Linked DNA regions of Mus musculus: region 2 is linked to region 1. The links are chromatin contacts, found by POLR2A ChIA-PET in ENCODE. All regions are on one chromosome and are shown on one strand. The core of a region is the stretch at or near the end of the contact, and the rest is flanking DNA. Distances in the headings are between cores, read along the strand shown.

Region 1 (3,887 bases), core at 125-2,624:
TGGGGTAAACTTAACAGCAAAGCCGAGTCCAATGCTGGCAAAGCCCTGGTTGCTCTGACCATGTCCTTAGGACACAAACGAGGCTGACCAAGCTATGCTGGACAGTTACTCTTTGCATATGTGTGAGAGTACACTCTGGGGGTCTGGGCCCATTTCTCACCTGAGCATGCAAGCCCAGCCTGACTCTATGGTCTGGACCATGGTTCCAGAAAGAGGGAGGCCAATGGGAAGGAGCATCAAGCCTGGGAGTTCTTTGGCTACAGCAGGTGAGGGAAGCGGGGGAGTGAAGAATGAGATGGAGTCGCCTTTGCATGGCCCGGGTCAGGCTATGCCAGAAGCTTCAGGGGCCAGGGAGAGCAAAGGTGAGGTCCTCAGGCTAACACAGGACTCCTGGAGGACTTATAGCATGGAAAGCCCTGGGGCGGTTCACTATTTCTGGAGAAGGTGAGGGTAAAGGGAGAGGAGGAGGAGGAGGAGGAGAAGAAGAGGGGAGGAGGAGGAGGAGGAAAGGGGGGAGGAGGAAGAGGAGGAGGGGGAGGAGAAAGAGGAGAAGGAGGAAAGGGAGGAGGAGGAAGAAGAGGAGGGGGGAGAGGGGGGAGGAGGAAGAAGAGGAGGAAGAAGAGAAGGAAGAGGAGGAGGAGGAGGGGGAGGGGGAGGAGGAGGGAGAGGCGTCAATCCAGAATAGACATCCTGAAGGCAGGACCAGGCTGATTCCCCAGCCATGGTGAACTTCTAAGTGGTGGGCCAACCTCTTTCCCTCTTTGTACCCCTAGAGGCTGAGGGGAACTGGGGCATCCCAGACTAGGCTGACTGAATTCCAGCTATGCCTAAGTAGAAGGAATCACACAGAATTGCCACCATGTGGCTGTTTAGACTGAAAAAAAAAAAAAAGCACTTTCACATGGTTCATCCTGACAGAACCAAAGACCACCTAGTTGTGAAAGTCAGAGGGACCCATAAGGACGTGCATGGGCGGGCCAGCAGTGTGAAGGGGGTGGGAGTCCGTGGTCCTCATTTCTTGCCATTCCTCCATAGGTGGAAGCTCTTGGTCAGGCAATTCCAGTGCTCTTGTGCCCGCCTACAATGGGCTACATGTAGGCCATGCAGGCCATGCAGGCCATGCAGATGGGGACTCTCTCCTGGCACTTCTTAGCCCTGCTGCTGATGCTCAGGCACCCCACAGGGCTGCTGTGGTGGGGGTGCAGGAGGAGGATGCTATCATCTCAGAACTCTCCTGTGACAGGCTTCAACTGGTTGGCTTCAGAGCCGAGCTCTCCTGTGTATAAATCAGAAAACAGCTTTGGAAGCGATTTGGCAGCAGGGATTCTAAATGTTCTGTGACCTGCAACCCAGCAATTTAGTGTCTAGGAATTTAAACAGCAAATTGGCCAGATGACTCAATCTCCACCAATGGAGCTTGGGCTGTTTCTCAAAAGCAGAGACAAGCAAGAGAAGCCAGCCAGGCTGCAGGATACAAGGTTAGTGGGGGTGAAGGACTCAGTGGGGAGAAAGAAGAACATTGGGGAAAGATCCGATGCCAGTAGCAGCCCGGGGACGAGGGTGACGGACATGCTCTGCCTGTCAGCAGAAAACCACAAAGCATGAGCTGAGCATGACGGAGGGTGAGACTGTATGACCTATGCCATGTAGCCTTGCATGGGAACAAACACATGTAAAGAGAACAGAGAACCAAGCATAGGGGAAGCCCGGGACCACTGCTCTTGTTTCTGCGTGGTGGGATGAGAGTCCCACCCCACCCCCGACGCTCACACAGTCTCTGTACTTTCCTGTCCATTCACAGTTCTCCCCAAATGAGCAAGTGCTACTTTATAATTGGAAATGAGCGAGCTAATTTTAAAATCAGCACGGCATTACTGGGAGAAAGCCACAGAGTAGAGAGAGGACCAAAGCTCTCCGGCAGCTCAGAAGACTGGGCTTGCTAAAGTGTCAGTCAGCTCAGAAGTCCATCTCTGCAGAACACCAGCCCTGCAAGATCCCAGCAAGGGCTGCAGCCACTCAGGAAATCAAGCAGACACTTCTCATAAAGCCAAACAGGAACTTCCTCCTACCAGCAGCAAGGCACTGACCAGGAGGAAGCAGCACCACTGTCCTGGAGCTGGAGAGAGGAACCGTGAACTTCAGGACTCTCCAGAGCAGAGGTTTGAGAATGTGGGATTGGGGAAGCAGGCTGTTGGTGGCTTCTCAGCCAGGACTCTTCTGGAGCCTGTCGGGAGGATACCCCTCTTTCATGAACTTTGTTCATCCGAGATTCACCAGGTTATCACAGCTTGTGATGCTAGGCATGTCATAGACCCCGTGGTGAGAGAGAAGGGAGCCATTTACAAAGTCCAGAGCATTGGGTTGGCCTGAGTACCTGCCCTCAGGAAGCAGCTGCCAATCAGAGAAGTGCCCAGTTCCACCCCCAATCCAGGAACACAGGCTGTAGTGGTGTTCACCAAGGCTAAGCCATTTGCTGGGCATCAGGACATGTCTTCTGCATGAGTGTCACCACCACAGCACTGTCGGCTTGTTAACTGCGGTTCTCTTGCCTGCTCATCATGGCCAACGTGAGCAAGACTGACAAGCCTGTCGAAAGGCAACACAAAGTCCGCAGAGGCAGAGGCAGCCTCAGAGTCATGGAGGACAGAAGTGCAGGAGAATCAGACAGGAGCTCCTGCCGAGGGATCCAGCTGGGACACAGAGGCTAAGGTCACGTCCAATGGAGGAAGTGGTGAATGAGCCCAGCAGGCAATAAGAGTGTAGAAGCAGAGTCCCAGGAAAGGGTCTAAAGGAACACAAAGACCCAAGCCACCCTGATGGAAATGAAGAACACCCATGACTGGCTGTGTGACTGCACACAGCTGAGAAAAGGCTCTCCCAGCTCAGGGCCATGGCAATAGAAACTGAAAACAAGAACCATGTTTGATGGTGCCAGTCATCCTAGCGCTTGAGACACTGAGGCAGGGGATCCAGAATTCTGGCAACCCTGGGCTATACAGCAGGATTGGGGGGGGGTGCTGGAAGAGGGGAGGGGAGGGGTGGGGAGAGGGGAGGGAGGGGTGGGGAGAGGGGTGGGGAGGGGAGGGGAGGGGAGGGGAGGGGAGGGGAGGGGAGGGGAGGGGAGAGGAGGGAAGGGGAGGGAAGGGGAGGGAAGGGGAGGGAAGGGGAGGGAAGGGAAGGGAAGGGAAGGGAAGGGAAGGGAAGGGAAGGGAAGGGAAGGGAAGGGAAGGGAAGGGAAGGGAAGGGAAGGGAAGGGAAGGGAAGGGAAGGGAAGGGAAGGGAAGGGAAGGGAAGGGAAGGGAAGGGAAGGGAAGGGAAGGGAAGGGAAGGGAAGGGAAGGGAAGGGAAGGGAAGGGAAGGGAAGGGAAGGGAAGGGAAGGGAAGGGAAGGGAAGGGAAGGGAAGGGAAGAAGTTCCATCCCAGGGACCTACGTAGTAGAGAAAGAAAATGATTTCCACAAGTTGTCCCTCTGACTTCCTCACATGCACCAAGGTTTTCAAGGTGTTCACATGTGTACATGTACACACAGATACACACGAATGCATACACATACAGAGAGGGAGAGAGAGAGAGAGAGAGAGAGAGAGAGAGAGAGAGAAAGGGAGGGAGGGAGAGAGAGGAAGAGAACCCAGTAAAACACTTCATCCAGGAACTTTATTTTTTGTACATAATATATATATAATATATATATATATATGTATGTATGTATATATGTATATGAATGACAAATACACTGTAGCTATCGTCAGACACACCAGAAGAGAGCATCGGATCGCATTACAGATGGTTGTGAGCCACCATGTGGTTACTGGGAATTGAACTCAGGACCTCCCTGCAAGAGCAGCCAGTGCTCTTAACTGCTGAGCCATCTCTCCAGCCCCAACCGG
Region 2 (3,383 bases), core at 395-2,894, 48 kb after region 1:
TGCCTACCCCAACAGCTTTCCTTCAGGGAGGTCACCCTAGGTGACTTACAAGGACCCTCTTGACTCAGGATCAAACACTTTGTCAGAGCTGTGGGTAGTAGGGCCAGAGATGCTGACATGGGCCTTGGGAGGGAGAGACAGTTCTAGAATGTAGCAGTGGGCACATTCTATACAGGGCCACTGCTGCTTTGGGGCAGTTAAAGGCTGCAGACCCCTACCATGGCAAACCCAGCCCAGCCCAGTATCCTTCAGTTCCCGAGGAAATGCTGCCTACCCTCCACCCCAACCCCCACCCCCCTCCCAGCTATGACTATGGCTATGGCGGGCCGCTGCCTGCTCAACTGAGCTCTGGTTACCAATGCCATCAGCGGAAATGTGCTGGTGGGATGCCAGCCAAAGCTGTAAAGCCACCCCACAGCACTTCCCAGGAAGTGAGGGCGAACGAACCAGCCTGGACCGTCCACAGCCCACCAGAACCCCAGGTCCTGGGTATGAAAGAGCCACATGGCTACCCCATGTCACCAGCCGAGGAAAGGGAAAAGAAGTGTGATCCCCCACACACACCCCGTGTCTCTACCCTTTGTTCCTCAACTGAACCCAGTTGCTCCCTCAAGCCTGTATTACCTCACTGCACTCTGGGAGAAGAATTCCCTAGCCTAGTGGGTAGGTGGAAAGGACCTCCACACAGCAGACACACCAGAGGCAAGGGAATTTGCAGGCTGGAGGCCACAACACTGGTGAGAGAAATGGAGTGGGAGAGCTGGGCAAACGCCAAGCCCTGGGCGGTCTGATCTAAGCTGAAACCCAGTCAGGGCTACATTGATCAGGTCAGGAAAATTGTGTATCAGACAGCATAGAGAATGGAAATGGGCAACGTGCCAGGGGCCTACTAGACAGGGCCATGCAGGGTAGAGGAGAAGGAAGACCATGGGGTAAGACGAAAGAGAAGAGGCAGCAAGTAGGTTCAACAAATGTTTTCTGTGTGCCTACTAGGTGCCCAACGGTGTCATGTGAGATAGCTATGTATGGCCCTGTTGTTCTGGGAGACAGACACCTGGGAGCTGCGAAAGACTGAGTTGAAGAGGTTTCTTCGTGACAGCAGACTTTCTGTTAAGGCTTGAAGGAGGAGCTAGAAAGAAGGCGCAAGGAGGGTATCTGCAATTGTGGGGTTCCCCAAGAGTTCTTCCTGCCCTGATCCAAGAGTTTTCCTGCCCTGATACCCAGAGTAATCAATGGGTCTAACTGCATAAAAGTATCGATGGGCGGTCAGAAATGGAGGGCCAGTCAAATCTTCCTCAGGAAAGAGCGATTCTCTTTGCATGTCCTTCCTTGGCCATTCCGGGTTGACCGACTGGCCGTCAGGACTGCAGGAGGGCGGAGCTCAAGCTCTGAGAATCCGCTCAGGGCGGAGTCGTGAGCTCGGGGGGCGGGGCCGGGGCCGCAACGCGGGGGGCGGGGGGAGAGCGCGGAGACACGCGAGTGGGGCGGATCACCTGGCGGTAGTGCAGCGTGAAAGGCCGCAGGTAGGGCGAATGGGCACAGAGGCCCACGGCCACCCCGTCGATGCGCTCCATGGTGGCGCAGAGCAGATTCTTCCGCGGATCGAAGCCGGCGGGCGCGTCTACGCACTTCTGGGCATGCCCAGTTCACACGCGGGGCGGGCCGGGGGGCGGGGCGGAGGGCGGGCCACAGAGTCCAGGTAGCACCTGCGGGAGTGCTGCGCGCGAGGGAGGCGCTTTCAGACAAGTCCCCAAGCCAGCATAAAGGGGAAGCGAACTGAGTAGGGTGGAGAGGGCTTCGTAGTATATGAAGCCTCCAACGGGTGGAAATCAGAGGGGATCACCGGGGTAGGTCAGCTGAGCGGGAGTCTGTTTGGCCGGGGTTAGCAACAAACTCACCCCCTTCCCAAGTCTGGGGAGCCAGGGCCCCCACTGAAGCGTACAGAAGGGGAGAATAGAAGACAAATCTGAAGAGAAAAGGCTGGTGAAGGAAGGCCCCGGGAAGAGCACTAGCCACACAGAGGCTGACCTGACCCTGTTTGAGAGAAAGTGCGACTTCCTGTCTCTGTTCTTCACAAAGGCCATGTTGCTGCACACATTTCACAACAGCTGTTCAGGGCCCCAGATCTGCTCCATCACTATGTCAATCCAGATGCATCCAAAGTTCCAGGCCACTCTAGATTCAAGGAGAGAGGACTTCACTATATGGGACACATGGTTCACAGAGAGCCATTCTTAAAGACTACACACACACACACACACACACACACACATACACACACACACACACACACATCCCTCTCCTAAAGTACTGAACTTTCCAGGCTTTGGCCTGGCCACCTAGTGTCCTGGAGGTCAGAGTGACTATCAACCAAGAGCTCCTCTAGTCCCCGAAACCAAAGCCCTCAGGTGTCTTCCTTTATTTCAGAGGCCTCCTGGCAGACTTTCTCCCTAGAGTGTGTGTAGACAATAGGGACCAGTCACAGAGTTCTCACTGCTATAACCAGTAGTTCAGGCAAAGGAAGATGTTAAAGGGCCCAGTGTCACTGGCCGGGGGCTACCTGTGCTCACTGGGCCTGCCTGAGAGGAAAACAGAAAGCCCCCACAACTCTACAGATCATTGTAGGGGGAAAGTCACATTTGAATGTTAGTATAAACTGAGGTGAGTAGAGTTTCTGGGATCCCTGGGCCACAGGAAAGGGCTACCTGTGTGCAGGAGCAAGAAATATGTCTGTCCAAGGGGCTTTGGCCAGGGCCCAGAGTGGTACTGTTAGATAGCTGATCATTGTCCCCATGGGAGCAATGCAGGAGCCTGGATGGAGAGGGGTTTGTCAAAAGTGGGTGGGGTGAGGTGGGAAGGCACCATGCTGCCAATGCCCAAGACTTAGAGAAACCATCTCTGTGTTCGGCAAGCCGTTTCCTGGAGTTCCAAAGACCCCGTTGAACACATGTCCAGGACAGTGCAGACATCATGAGACACGAGGCCACAAGTCAGCGTTATTACATCTGCTGTCTTTCAGCAAGACAAACTTCTATAGAGTCAGTTCAGGATGCTGGGACTCCAACACAAGGTCCCTGGCTGGGATTTGGGTGTCTCCAGACTTGTCTCTCAGATCCTAGAAAGTCCCACTCTGGCATGTGGTCTATCCCCTACCTTCAAAACATTGTTGGCTCCCTGCTCTCTGACATTCTGCTGGTGGTCTCTGGACTCTGCCTCCATCCTTTCAGGACAATATGATCACATCTGGGGGCCCTCATAACTAGGGCCACCCTCACCTCAGGCTCCTTAAGCAGTCACACCTACATTTCTCTCTGCCTCTTTGGGCCCCATGTGAACACAAAGCAGGCACACAGTAGGGCAGGTCCTATACCCAGAGAGCTGTT

The links. ChIA-PET counts read pairs that join two places held with the same protein, here RNA polymerase II (POLR2A).
Region 2: POLR2A ChIA-PET joins it to region 1 with 13 read pairs in Patski. The contact joins the promoter of Nudt14 here to the enhancer-like site in region 1. POLR2A ChIA-PET finds 5 or more read pairs at or near these places in 2 of 5 experiments (Patski and embryonic stem cell).

Annotation. Positions count from the first base shown.
Region 1 is chr12:112,893,089-112,896,975 of GRCm38, forward strand. No RefSeq gene overlaps it. Among named protein-coding and RNA genes, the nearest start is that of 1700127F24Rik, 19 kb to the left of the region's middle. Within about 2 kb of position 1,375, at least 1 of the 3 ENCODE cell types and tissues checked has a DNase peak (open chromatin) inside an H3K27ac peak, as active enhancers do.
Region 2 is chr12:112,940,498-112,943,880 of GRCm38, forward strand. It overlaps Nudt14 (nudix (nucleoside diphosphate linked moiety X)-type motif 14), which reads right to left and starts at 1,645. Exons shown (of 5, transcript NM_025399.4): 1 at 1,494-1,645. The coding sequence starts at 1,574.